Regions from separate parts of the Homo sapiens genome. Here region 2 is linked to region 1. The links are chromatin loops, found by intact Hi-C in ENCODE. Cell type or tissue: mammary epithelial cell. All regions are shown on one strand. Each heading gives the region's core, and the rest is flanking DNA. Links, peaks and the distances in the headings are about the cores only.

Region 1 (6,870 bases), core at 1,259-6,258:
GGTATATACCCAGTAATGGGATGGCTGGGTCAAATGGTATTTCTAGTTCTAGATCCTTGAGGAATCACCACACTGTCTTCCACAATGGTTGAACTAGTTTACAGTCCCACCAACAGTGTAAAAGTGTTCCTGTTTCTCCACATCCTCTCCAGCACCCCTTGTTTCCTGACTTTTTAATGATTGCCATTCTAACTGGTGTGAGATGGTATCTCATTGTGGTTTTGATTTGCATTCCTTTGATGGCCAGTGATGATGAGCATTGTTTCATGTGTCTGTTGGCTGCATAAATGTCTTCTTTTGAGAAGTATCTGTTCGTATCCTTCGCCCACTTTTTGATGGGATTGTTTGATTTTTTCTTGTAAATTTGTTTAAGTTCTTTGTAGATTCTGGATATTAGCCCTTTGTCCAATGGGTAGATTGCAAAAATTTTCTCCCATTCTGTAGATTGCCTGTTCACTCTGATGGTCGTTTCTTTTGCTGTGCAGAAGCTCTTTAGTTTAATGAGATCCCATTTGTCAATTTTGGCTTTTGTTGCCATTGCTTTTGGTGTTTTAGACATGAAGTTGCCCATGCCTATGTCCTGAATGGTATTGCCTAGGTTTTCTTCTAGGGTTTTTATGGTTTTAGGTCTAACATTTAAGTCTTTAATCCATCTTGAATTAATTTTTGTATAAGGTGTAAGGAAGGGATCCAGTTTTAGCTTTCTACATATGGCTAGGCAGTTTTCCCAGCATCGTTTATTAAATAGGGAATCCTTTCCCCATTTCTTGTTTTTGTCAGGTTTGTCAAAGATCAGATGGTTGTAGATGTGTGGTATTATTTCTGAGGGCTCTGTTCTGTTCCATTGGTCTACATCTCTGTTTTGGTACCAGCACCATGCTCTTTTGGTTACTGTAGCCTTGTAGTATAGTTTGAAGTCAGGTAGTGTGATGCCTCCAGCTTTGTTCTTTTGGCTTAGGATTATCTTGGCAATGTGGGCTCTTTTTTGGTTCCATATGAACTGTGAAGTGAAAAACTTGTAGCTTTTCTAAGCAAACATAAATACCTGCACTCTGGCAAGCTCCTCTACCTACCTGCCTACCTCCAAATCTTATATTTAGTTCATCATTTACTTCAGTGATGCGCAACCTTTTTCTGCATTTAGGAACACCTTTTTTTCTTTGAGACGGATTCTCGCTCTGTCGCCAAGGCTGGAGTGCAGTGGCACGATCTTGGCTCACTGCAACCTCTGCCTCCTGGGTTCAAGCGATTCTCCTGCCTCAGCCTCCCAAGTAGCTGGGATTACAACCACCACACCCAGCTAATTTTTGTATTTTTATTAGAGACAGAGTTTCACCATGTTGGCTAGGCTGGTCTCAAGTGATCCGTCCACCTCAGCCTCCCAAAGTGCTGGGATTACAGGCATGAACCACCGTGCCCATCCCCTATTTTTAAACGATTTTTTTTTTAAATTTTGGATCTCAGAAGCAGAGGGCTGAGATATTCTCTCCTGCTCTTTTGTGGGCATTGCCATCAGAGGTCCACACTAGACCCCACTCTTCATTCTGGCTTTTTCTCTTTCCCCCTATTTCCTCCTCCTCTCCTAGTAAGCCCTTCTCTTGTGTATTTGCTATTATTTATGGATCCATGTAAAATGTGCAGGGCTGTTCTGTATTTGTTTTTAATTTACATAAATGGTATTGTGTATAAATCTCTTTTTTAAAACTATTTTTAAAGTCTCTCTTTGGTGCTGTATGCATGGAAGTTTCATTGCTTCTAATAGCTGTTTTCTAGTATTTCACGTTGCAGATGAAAAGTCGGCTGTCAGGTTAACTATTTGCAGAAAATCTTTCTGTTGTTAAAAAGTTTGGAAGGTTTTTTTCTTTATCATCAGTATTCAAAAGCTTCAGGAAGATGATTGGGTGTGTATCTTCTCTCCACATGCCTTTCCAGCTGTAGGCAACAGGCAGTTGGAGGGGGTAGTTATCAATTGAGTTTTGCTTGTGTTGAGTCTGAGGTGTCTGAGAAACATCCTAGTGGAGATACCTAACCAGAAGTTAGATAACAGAAGTTGTCTGGACTGGATATAGATTTGGGAGTCATCTGCATGTGGGTTCTAGTTTGAAAAGAAAAATGAATGGATAAGCTCAGAGATGGAGGAGAATTGGTCAAGCAGGAAGATGAGTGGGCCAAGTTGCCAAAAGCAGAGGATCTATTACTATCAGTGACCAATGGTTTTCCTCCCCTTTCTTCTTTTTTTAAAACCATAATAAAATATTTCGAACACCAAGAAAGTTATAGATAAAAATGTAAGTACTCAAGAACTCACCATTCATCATTCTTGACTGTAGGTTTTGCCACTTTTACATGAGTTTTTTTTTTTTTAAATAAAAGCACATTGCAGACACATATGGGGCCTTTTGTACCCCTCTCCAGTCCTATTTGCTGGAGTCACCTCCAAATCTAATTTGGTATTATTTACACTCACAGACTCATACAATTCCTCCATATTTATTGACCCATAAGTAGCTTATAGAAGTATTTTGTATGCTTTTAAACTTCATATATGGGGCCAGGCACGGTGGCTTATGCCTGTAATGCCAGCACTTTGGGAGGCCAAAGCAGGAGGATTGCTTGAGCCCAGGAGTTTGAGACCAGCCTGGAGAACATAGTGAGACCCTGTCTCCAAAAATGTTTTTATTAAAATTATAAATATAAATTTAAAAAAGAAAAAACTTCATATATGTAGTATCATACTGTACTAATGCTTCAGCTTGCCTCTTTCACTCAGACTGTTTGCAAGTTTTATGTACATAACCCTAGTTTATTAATTTTCATTGCTATAGAGTATTCCAAAGATGAATATATTACACTTTGTTTATCCAGTTATACTGTTAGTGGATATTTGGTTGTGTCCAGTTTTTGGTTAACAGTGCTACAAAGGATAGCACCTGCTGCTCTGGGCTGACCGCCACACTCAGGCAGTTCTGGGAGTTGATTGGAGATCCCTGAAGGAGGTAAGGGCTGCTTCAGAGACCGCTAATGGAGCATCTGCTATATGCTAGATATTGCAAAATTGTAGCCCTTAATCCTCTCCACAACCTATGAAAATCACAACACCCCCCCCCCCTTTTTTTTTTTTTTTTTTGAGACAGAGTCTCACTGTCAACCCAGGCTGGAGTGCAGTAGTGTGATCACATGGCTCACTGCAGCCTTGACCTCCTAGTCAAGCCATACTCCCTTAGCCTCCCAAGCGATTCTCCCACCTCAGCCTCCCTAGTACCTGTGACTACAAGACGCATCACCATGCCGGGCTAATTGTTTTTTTTTTTTTTTTTTTTTTGGAGAGACAGGGTTTCGCCATGTTGCCCAGGCTGTTCTCAAACTCCTGGGCTCAAGCAGTCAGCCCTCCTCGGCTTTCCAACGTGCTACGATTACGGGCAGGAGCCACCGACCCCGCCGAAAAATCACCAATCTTTATAAGGAACACAAGGCTCAGAAACAGGGGTAACACAACTAGTCCAGGTCACGCAGCTAGTAAGTGGCAGAAGGGGGGGGGCACCCTCTCATCCCTCCAGGCTCCTCTGGCCCTGACCTTGCATTGTCCCTCCTTCCCCAGCGAACGCACTGCCTCAGCTCCCCTCTTACAGCCGCAGCCCTGGAGGAAGGGATGCTTCTGGAACTGCTGGGGTTGGTGCTCCGCAGTTGACCGGGACATTCCTGGGTTTGGTGCTGGGATGGAACCTGTCAGTGCCTACTGCCTGGGTATACTCCACCCAGGGGCAGAACAGGTGACTCACAGCACTGCCCAGCACAGAGCTAGGCCTGTGCCTGTTTTGGGGGTCCAGGTTCCTGGGTGCCAGAACCCCATTTTCTCAGTCTCCACAGAGCTGTACGAGGGGTACAGTGCCCTGGAGAATTTAAGCCCTTCATTAATGGTTTGTAAAAGTCTGGACTTCCTTTTGGGAAACCTGGGCTCCAGTCCTGCTGCTTGATGCAGGAACGTCACTGAGGTCCCCTGAAAAGTGGGGTGATAGTGTCAGGTGGTACTGAGCCCAGTGATGGAGGCAGCAATTTGTTTTGTAAGTGCCTGCGGCTCCTGGGCGCAGTCCCAGCGAGGACGCGAGAACGCGCGGGGATGTGAACGGTGGGGGGCGCCCGGAACCGAGGAGCTGAAGGGCCCGGCGGACGTAGGCCGTCATTTCTCGCGGCGAGCAGCAGGGGGCGCGCGCAGACTGTACAATGCTGGCGCCCCACCTCCCGGCAGCGGGCGGGGACGCATCCCGCGGGTCTCTAGAGCGGGAGATCGCGCGGGAAAGGGCCGTGCCGGGAAGGGGCTGTGCCGGGAAGGAGCGGAGGGATCAGTGCTTCGAAGGGATCTGTACGCCAAGATGATCCTAACTCCTTAGGAGCTTCGAAGCTACGGGAAATGAAGCTGGAACGGGGGAGAGGGGGAAGGGCGCTGTGCCCCGGGGGCGGTAAAGGATGGGTGGTGGTGGGGAACGGGGACACTGTCGAGCGCTGACTACCGCTGCGCTCGGGCTGGTGGAGTCACTGCTTCCTAACTGTGGGGAAGAAACAAACATTCCCCGCCCCTCCTCCCAGGAGGAAGAGCCGGTCACTTCTGGAAGTCCCAGCAGCTCACTACGGAACTTAGGGGAGGGTGAAGAAGAGAAGGCGTAGAGCGGGGAAGTGGCTTGGTCAGTTCAGAAGCACCAATAGCATAGGACTTCATAACCTTCCAAGAAGAGGGCTGGTTACAAAGCGTCTTCGCCTCCCAGGGGCTGGGTTGGGGGTGTCCCAGGAGCCAGAGTGAGGCATGAGTGGGGAGTCCCTGCGTCACTCCAGAGAGGAGGCCCGCTTGGGCACAGGTGCCCCAGGGACCAGCCTACTGCGCTTTCAAGCCCCTACGTCTTTCTAAGGGATGAGGGATCCTATCCTAGACCAAACCTGCCAGCCCATACTGAACATACCGCCTTTCTTTGAAAGAAAAGTGGGGGGGAGGCTAAAGACCTTCGCAGAGGGACCCTGAGATGGAATCAGATGCTAAATTTGCGCACAGCCCTCTGAGCTGGAAAACTGGAGAACTTCCTGGAGGAAGAGGCTGGGAGCTAGCTGTGCCTTGATAGGTGGGCAGAATTTGGAGAAGCCAGGGCAAAGTCTTGTTTGTAGGAATGAGCAGTCCGCCTGGGAAACGGGAAAGAGTTGGAATTTGCGGGGCGGGAGGGCAGGGGCAGGGCCAGAGGAACTCTAGCTGGGGGTGCGGCTACCAGGAGAGGAGCTGGTTCTGGAGTTCTAGGCTGTCCTTCCGACCTCTGGGGGCCCTGAGATCTGGTTTAAGACTCGGTCTTGTACCCTGGGGCTGCTGGATGCCTGCCGAAGTCTCGCTTCCCGGAGCAGCTGAGGACTCAGCCCTGCGGCTGAGGTCCGCGAGTTCCCTGGACATCACCGGGTGTCGTGCCCGCCGCCCCGCCCTGCGGTCGCGGGCACTGACCCCCAAGTACGCACCGGGCGGGGCCCCGCCACTCTCCAGTCTTCACACCTCCGCCTTTGGGTCTTTTTCCTTCCCTTCCCCAACCGGTTCCCCTTCCCCTCGACCCACTAGGCAGACGGGGAACTAGGGGTGCGGGAGACGGGAGGGTTAGAACCAGGCCTCAAGACGGCGCGGCGAGGTGTGCCTGAGGATGGGGCGAAAGGAGACCGTGCCCGGGTGGCCTCTCCCGAAGGAAAAACCCGTCGCTCCCCATCCGGTGCCTGCCTCCCCGAGTATCCCCCGGGGTGGGCGTCGAGGGCACCCGGGCGCTGGGAGCCGGGGCCGCCCCCTTCCCCCACCACCGAGTCACTGCCGGGCAGGCACCGCCGCGGGCGGAATCGAGCACTGGGGATTGAGGCGGCCGCCGCGTGTTTGCCCAGCGCCCGCCCCCGCCGCCGCGGGCCCTAATCTCCGATACACTTGCGAGTTGGCTTCCTGCCCCGGGGCCCCGGCTCTGCAAGCAAACAGGCCGAGCGCGGCGCTGCATCCGAAATGCGGCATTTGAGCAGCGCGGCGAAGGCGAGCGGGGGAGCGGCCCACCCGGGTAATTGCCCTTCTCGGCTCCTAATCCCCCCGCCGGGCCCCTTCCGCCGGCTGCAGCCCATTGATTAGCTCAGGAGCCGCCGGCTCAACCCAGCTCCCGAGGGGCCATCACAATCCCCACCCTGGGCCCGGGAGGCTGTCAGGACCCCCGCGGGGTCCTTCCGGACTCAGAGCGGGAGCGTGCTCCTGGAAAGGGCAGTGAGATCGCCAGGGAAAAGATGGGGTGGGGGAGAAAGGGGACGTCCAAAAACTTGCAATGGAGCCCAGGCCATGCACGCCCCAGGCCGAGAAAGGCGGGACCTCAGACCCTGCTGTCCCGGTGAAGGAGACAGTGCAGAGGGCCCTTGAGCGCGACTGGGCTTGACACCCCTGAGAGCTCACTGTGGAGCCCGGGTTAGGAGATCCCCAACCACCCAAACACAAATCACCCTCAAGACCCCGTACTTATGCGGTGGCCTGAGCCTGCTTCCTGTGGTCTGCCCAGAGAAACCTGGGCCTCACAGGAGAGGAATGCCAAGTGCTTCAAGCTGGGAAATTGACATGGTCCATTCTACAAAATAGAGCTCAGTGCAGATGAGGAGAGAAATAGGGTTCTATGGAGCCTTTCGGGGCAAACCCACTGATGACTGGGTGATAGCTTCACAGGGACAAGACCCAGTTGCCATCTGGGGTGAGTTTTGTTTCTTCCCTCCCACCTTTCAGCTTCCTATCTGAGCCTGAACTTACACCCCTTCCCCCTCCCAGAATAGCCACCCCAGGCCAGGAAAACTGAGCATTTGCCTACTGAGTCGACCTCCCTGAGTCTAGGCCCACAG
Region 2 (6,870 bases), core at 1,038-6,037, 200 kb after region 1:
AGTGTTGCTCTGCTGGCCTCCTGGTGGGCTTCATCTCAGGCTTGTGGAAGATGGCGGCAGCAGCTCCAAGCATCACGTCTGGACCCAGTGTCCAGAGGACAAGAGGCTCTGCCTGCCTCTCAACCCTTCTTAGATGGGAGGAGACCTTCCCCAGAAGTCCCCAGCAGACATTCCTGGTTGTCTGGAATCGGGTCACATGCCTCTTCCTAGACCAGTCACTGCCCGTGGGAGGATTATTACTATTAGTTTGGATTAATCTCGGGCGGGGGTAGAATAGCTCTTAGGAGTCAGTCACCATGACCCTCCATAACTTAAGATTAGTAGCCCTTTGTTTATCATATGTAATAAATATCACTTTCCAGGTCCCCATATCTTATAGTATGGTTTCTAAATCGATCTTGAATGCTGTGTTTCTAAGATGCCTGAGTTATAAGAGGTATTAACATAATAGCCTTTTAGAAGAGAACTATAATTAGTGTCCATTGGAAGGAATAAGCAAGTATTCACTTACACATTCAATACCAGTCACTTTCTTTAGTACCACAGAGTTGGAGTCTAAGCCTCCTTCACATTTTCTTGTTCTTTTTTGGGCATTGGTTGTTAAACACAGCATCGTGGCCACCACTGCTTTTTGTAGTCCTGCTTCTAATCTCCACTCCTTTAGCCTGTTTAAGATGAATAGTATAATTTCAAAGCATATAAAAGAATATTGGGAATTTTTGTTTGCATTTCTGATTTGGTTATACTTAGGTCTCATATTTGTTCTTTACTTGAAGAAAAAAAATATTCCTGAAATTAATCAGCTTCTTTAGGAAGCCGACATGTTGTAGGTACCTAAGTGTGGGACCCATGACTAGGTTACGTCAATCCCTGCTGGCTTTAAAATGTGTGTGATCTTCTTCAAGAAGTTTGGCAGTTTTTTTTTTTACTTTTTGGGTAAATGAAACATGATTATATTCTCACTGTAAAAATTTAAATATTATAGAAAATTCTGGTGTAAAAAAGTGGAAGTCTTTCAACAACCCCTAATTCTCAAATTGAATTCCTTTCCCCAAGCAGACCACTCTGTGAGCTGTGAACCTTCCAAAACATTACCTGTGGATTTATGCACACATATATGTGCATATGCCAATTACAGGGTTTTACATACAGTAAATCATCATGTACATACTCAGTAGCTTTTTTCACATAACAGTTTGTTTTGGAGATCTTCCCATGTGAGTTCCCTAATGGTGGACATTTAGGTTGTTTCTAATTATTTGCTCTTACAAACAGTGCTATAATTAACATCCTTGTAAATGTCTCTTTGTGCATATGGGCAAGCATTTCTTTAGGGTAGCTATCTATGGTTTGGCAATTTCTACTGTCTTTAATTGCATTGCCTGGTATCTGGCAGACGATCTTCTGCATGTACAATAACTTTTCATGTCCGTGCTCCATTATAGTGTAAGTTTTAGAAAGATGTTTTAGGCAACAATTAGGAATCTAAGTTTAAGTTCAAATTCTGTATGGATTGCTGTGGTCAGCTGAGGTGACACTTGAATGAATGGATACCTGTACACATGGCTGCATTCACACATGTACAGGCAATTGTGTTGAGTAGCAGGTAAGATTCCCTTCTCTGACGACTTTCATTGTAAGGCACATTATGATTTTTAAAACATTAAAATATGGGAAGGTGCATCGTAGAATTGAGGAGTTATGGTAGTTTATTTTCCCCAAATCAGTAGCCCATTGCTGCATGTCTGTGTTTAAATGGTCCTTTCCCTGTGAGTTGATAGAACTGCTTTACTACCAATTAATTTCCCTGACAGATGGGTGAGTTGCAGGACTAGTGTACTGCATTGATCTGCTTGTCTATTCCTGCCCTAGTTCAGGGGCAGGCTCCCCCATGATCTTCTTTTGGAGAACTTTCTTGCACATTTGTCTTTCTGTCTACTGCTCTTTCTTCCTCCCCACACTGCCCCTTTTACACCGGGTGCTTCATTAGCTTTTCACAATCTGCATGATTTTGCATCGCAATGGGTCGGATGTGAGAACATCTGCAGCAGGCAAGAGCAAATTCTCTTCAGGACTTAACACTGAGCTTGCCATCATCAAGAAGCAAAGTCTTTCTCTCTCCTTCTCTTTCTCTCTCTCATTCCTTGACATCTCCCACATTGCTGCTCAAACATCAGTTATGCCTGAGTCTTGAATGGTGTCAATCTGAGTTGAAAATGTGCCAGCTTTCTTAACATCATCACTAACAGGCTGCTTAATTAACCTGCTGATACCATCAATAATAGATCTTGCTGGTGTGTTGGAGAGGAGACCTGTGCCCCAGGGTTGTGCATGTTCTTGTTCTCTCTGTCTCTGTTTTTTTTTTTTTCTCTCTCTCTCTCTATCATTTGCTTAGGCTCTCAGTGTCCCTGTCACAGGAGCCGGACTTGCCAGGAGTGGGATGGGAAGGATCAGGGACAGTTTGAAAAGGATATGGCAGAATTGAAAGTTTGGGATGAGCTCATGGAAATGAAATCACTGTAACAGGCTGGCATTCCCACTGCCCAAGGGCATGGATGGCTGGTAGCCTCTGCATACGGCAGGTGCTCAATAAAGGCCAACCAATGTACACAGTCAACAGAAGAGATTGCAGGTCATGTGCCATCTGTGTAGGCTGTAAGAATTGCCGGTTTCAAGGGAGGAGCCTGGGGAGGGGGCAGGTACCATCATTCTGAGATGACTTTTAGGGTTTTCTCTGTTTTTTTTCCATTCAGGCAGCTTCAGAATTGTCCTGGAGGGGCTGGATGAGGGGAAGGAGGCTGGGTTTTCACTTCCTTTCATGCTTCATCTTTCATCTCAGTGGTTTTGTGTTTGAACCAAAGCTGTCCTGCTCGCCGCATGTTTAATGTTTGGAGATTACAGGGAGAGAGTGAGATGCCACCGTGAGTCAGGGCTGGTCCACTACCACCTCCAGATCCACACTCTCTCTTCTGTTTGTCTCCCCTATGCATACACACACAAAATGGGGGCTGGAGACATTTCAGCTGTCCCCACTTTCCCCTGACTTGGCATGGGCACAGGTGCAGAGGCTGACATTTTGTGTGAGCTCAGCCAGCACCCAGAAATCCCATGGAGACCCTACATTCTGCCCCTCCTTTTATGCCCGGAGAAGCCAAGGTGGGGTTGGGTGGCAATGGCTCAAGTCCCCAGAGTGAGCTGGTAGCTCCTGACTTTAGCAGGATGCTCGTCTCCTGGACCACATTCCTGTAACTTTGCCTTTCTGGGAGTGGCGGTGGTGGTGGTATGGTGGACAGCGTCATCAGAGGGCTAGGATTGATGCCTTTCAGGGCAGAAAACCCCACTGTCCTCTCAACGGTTTTCTTAGGTCTCCTGGGAACCGAAAGCCTGGCAGCTCCAAGGGCATGGGGGATGCATAGCCTCCCTAAGGCCACTAGAGGGCATGTCACTAACACAGAGGCCAGGTGGCTGCTTCCCAAGGCTACCCTGGGGGACCCTTCTGGGCCCTGAGCCCTGGGCGCCTGGGGCTGAGGCGGGAGAGATATGGAGCCAGAATTGGAACCCAAGCCCGATGGCCCCAAACCCAGGCTCCCATCCCCTCCTGGTCATGCCCTGCTAACCAGATCTCCTTTACCTTGGATTCAGCTTCCTAATTCTGTCTGTCACTGACTGTGGTGAAAACAAGGGTTTCTCAGTGTCAGCAATGTTGACATATTTGGGGGCCAGATGATCCTTTGGTGGGGGGACTGTCCTGTGCCTTGCGAGATGTTTAGCAGCACCTCTGGCCTCTATCCACCAGATGCCTGCAGCAACCCCTGACCCCTAGATCACAATCACTGAAAATGCCCTCAAACATGGCCAAATGCCCCACAGAACCGCCCCTGGCAGAGAGCGGCTGTTTAGGGCAGGTGAGCATGCCTGTTGTGGGGCAGGAGAGCCCGGGACACAGAGGGACTGCCCATGGTTTCCACTGCACTGAGCGTCGGTGGAAGCAGGAGAGATGCTCGAAGATGGTGTGTGTGCTCTAAATACATTTTAGAACTGTATTTGGCCTCCTGCTTTTCTTCTCCAAAGACTGCAGAGTCTCTCGGTCTTCCCCTGTTTATTCCACCTCCCCATTTTAATGAAACAGGCGACTGAGGCCCCAGGGGTCTCAAGCCACACCTCACCCACAGAACCCTGTGCCCCAGCTGTGAGCACCCTGGACCACTCGTTGGCTCAGGCCCCAGGAGCATCTGTGGTCTCCCTCCCACTCCGCCTGCCCACTAGGCCCCGCCACCCTCCAGCTCCCCAAACCCTGGTGGCCCCCCCCACTGGAAGGAGGGGGAAGCAGCAGGTGTTGATGCTAATCAGCGTTCACAGCCCAGAACTGCAGTCGCTCCCAGGCTCACACACTCCCCAAAATTAAACACTCATTATACAAAATTAATTGACATTAATTAGCAAAAATTAAAACTTTAAACACAGCAAGGCGCTTTGGGGGGAGGAGTGAAGCAGGCAGACTCTGCATTTGTCACCCCCCACTCCCCACCTGCCCACCCCTCCCAGGTCCCCCCACTTCCATCCTGCAGCGGGGCTGGGAGAGTTCAGGCGGGGTCAACACCCACACTGCACTGGGCCACGGGGCCTGGCCCAGTCATGTGAGTCCCAGGATGGGGGAGCAGAAAGAGGATCCCTGAGCTAGTTGCCAGCTAATGGGTGGCCCCAGACTTCAACAACCAGTGCTTCACTAAGGAGCCGGGAACCCTCCCCTTAGCCCAGGTTCCCAAGATCTCAGATGGCAGAGGGGCCTAGCCAAAGGCAGGCACTCAGCCATAGGAAGCAAGAATGGAGAAGGTCTGCCCTTAACTCAGCCCGCTGCTCCTGCCCCAACCCTCTTGCCCCCTGAGTATTCAGAGGCAGAGGCACTGTAGCCTTTCTGCTCTGTCCCACTCTGCTGTGTGACCTCAGATAAGTCACTCCTCTTCTCTGAGCCTCAGTCTTCCATCCATATGATGAGGGGGTGGTGCTGGGTGAACACTGAGGTTTCTGCCTCTCTGGCACCTGCTGTCAGGGAGGCAAATTTCTGGGAACTTGATTTGCTCAGAGACAGGAGGGGCTGGATGTTGGACCGACAGTTTAAGAGGATAGGGCAGCGCAAGGGCCCCAGTGATGGTGGAACATCAGGCCTCGGGGTCAGGGGGGATGCGACTTCAGGTCAGAGAGCCCTCCCAGATGGACACCCACTTTGCCTGCCTAGTGGGCTTGCCCTGGAGGAGAGGAAAGCAGCCCCTCGGTAAGTGGCCGCTCTCTGAGGCCAGAACGGGTGTCCTCCCTGATACCTGTTCTTTTCCACTTTCACTTACCAGGTTCCCAAGGGCCCCCAGATCCCTCACCAGGCTGATAGGCAGATGGACAACAGAACCACCCCTTCCCTAACCTTTGCCCATGCATTTGAACACAGAACCCCAAGGCTTGCGTAGGAAGGAGTGTAGTGACCTCCCTCCAGGTGGAATGCCATCTTCCTCCTCATCCTGCTCTCTGCATCCCCTCTCTCTGCAGCCAGTGCCAATATCTGCAATGTGGTCCTGATGCGGTACGGGGAGCTGGAGGAAGGGATTGATGTCCTGGACAGCGATGGCAACCTCGTGGGCTCCTCCAAGATCGCAGCCCGACACGTGGGTCTGGGGGTTCGCAGGGTTGGGGAGGCCAGCAACAGGGGAGGGGAGTGGTTTTCCTTTAGCGTGTGTCTTCCACAGGCTTCTATCCAGGGTACCCTTATTTTGGCATCTTGATGTCTCCTCCTCACCCCACCCCCACCTCCAATCTGCATGAGTCTGGGCCTCTGGCCTCCCGCATGTTCCCCTGGACATGGTCTCACTGCTGTGAAAAGTTCCTGTCTCTTATCGCAGCCCCTCAGGACCCAGCTTCTTGCTTGTCTCACCCAGAGGAGGTGTTAATTGGTGAGGGCAGAGGAGACTCCCTCAGAGCTCTCTTCCCCTTGCCTCTGCCCGGGCCCTACCTCCCGGGCCTTCACATCCTCTTGGGTAAGCCGAGGAAGCCTGGGAGGCCAGTGGTTTGTGGTTCTGGGTTAATAGGCACTTCTGCAGGTGAGAGCTCACCAGGGAGTGAGTGCCGTGAGGTCAAGGGATTTGAGGCTTGCAGAGGTTTGGAGAATATTTTGTTACAAGACCTTCTTTCGCCACTGGTTTCATAGGCTCAGCCACTCTAGCAATTGCAGTTTAAAAAATGAAAACACAGGCTGGTCACAGTAGCTCACGCCTGTAATTCTAGCACTTTGGGAGGCCAAAGTGGGTGGATCGCCTGAGTTCAGGAGTTCGAGACCAGCCTGGCCAACATGGCAAAACCCCGTCTCTACTAAAAATGCAAAAATTAGCCAGGCGTGGTGGCGGGCACCTAAAATCCCAGCTACTCAGGAGGCATAGGCAGGAGAATTGCTTGAACCCGGGGGGTAGAAGTTGCAGTGAGCCGAGATCACATCACTGCACTCCAGCCTGGGTGAAACAGCGAAACTCCGTCTCAAAAAAAAAAAACGCAGTCCATGAGTCCATGTGTACATCTCCCTCTGCTTTCCCAGCCTTTGTCCTGATGGTGGTTAGTGGCTCGTCTTGCTGCCCCCTGGTCTCTGGCCTCTGTGCTGGGCATGGGGTAGGATGGGTGCTAGGGGGGAGCCGTGAAGTAGTGGAGCATGCATCCCTGCTCCAGCCACTGTCCTTATCAGCTCCCACCAGGGCCCCCAAGCCTTACCCCAGTCATGAGGTCTTCTCAATCAGACTTTAGTCTGGGAAGAGCTCTCTCCAAGTCAGTGCCCCTCCAAGGTTTTTAGGGCAAGGGGCTGGGGGTGTCATGCCGACATTGCATCCTCTGCTCCCT

What was found. A loop is a pair of places that touch in the nucleus more often than their neighbours do. Peaks named below come from ENCODE experiments on the same cell type or tissue, not always from the same donor. Only the 100,000 strongest peaks of a DNase experiment are listed, where the experiment ranks them.
Region 2: it touches region 1 in a loop (3-fold over the local background); 2 of 110 quality-filtered maps call a loop at or near these places.

The regions. Positions count from the first base shown.
Region 1 is chr2:73,174,877-73,181,746 of GRCh38, reverse strand. No RefSeq gene overlaps it. Among named protein-coding and RNA genes, the nearest start is that of NOTO, 24 kb to the left of the region's middle. RefSeq lists silencers at 4,283-4,362, 5,668-5,887 and enhancers at 4,185-4,858, 4,859-5,532. In mammary epithelial cell, for the core only: a CTCF peak has its summit at 4,178 (motif pointing right); a DNase peak (open chromatin) is centred at 4,206; H3K4me3 peaks cover 1,682 bases; H3K27me3 peaks cover 329 bases.
Region 2 is chr2:72,970,354-72,977,223 of GRCh38, reverse strand. SFXN5 (sideroflexin 5) reads left to right here. Exons shown (of 14, transcript NM_144579.3): 11 at 5,539-5,654. Among named protein-coding and RNA genes, the nearest start is that of EMX1, 56 kb to the right of the region's middle. In mammary epithelial cell, for the core only: a CTCF peak has its summit at 3,427 (motif pointing right); no DNase peak of the experiment used is centred there.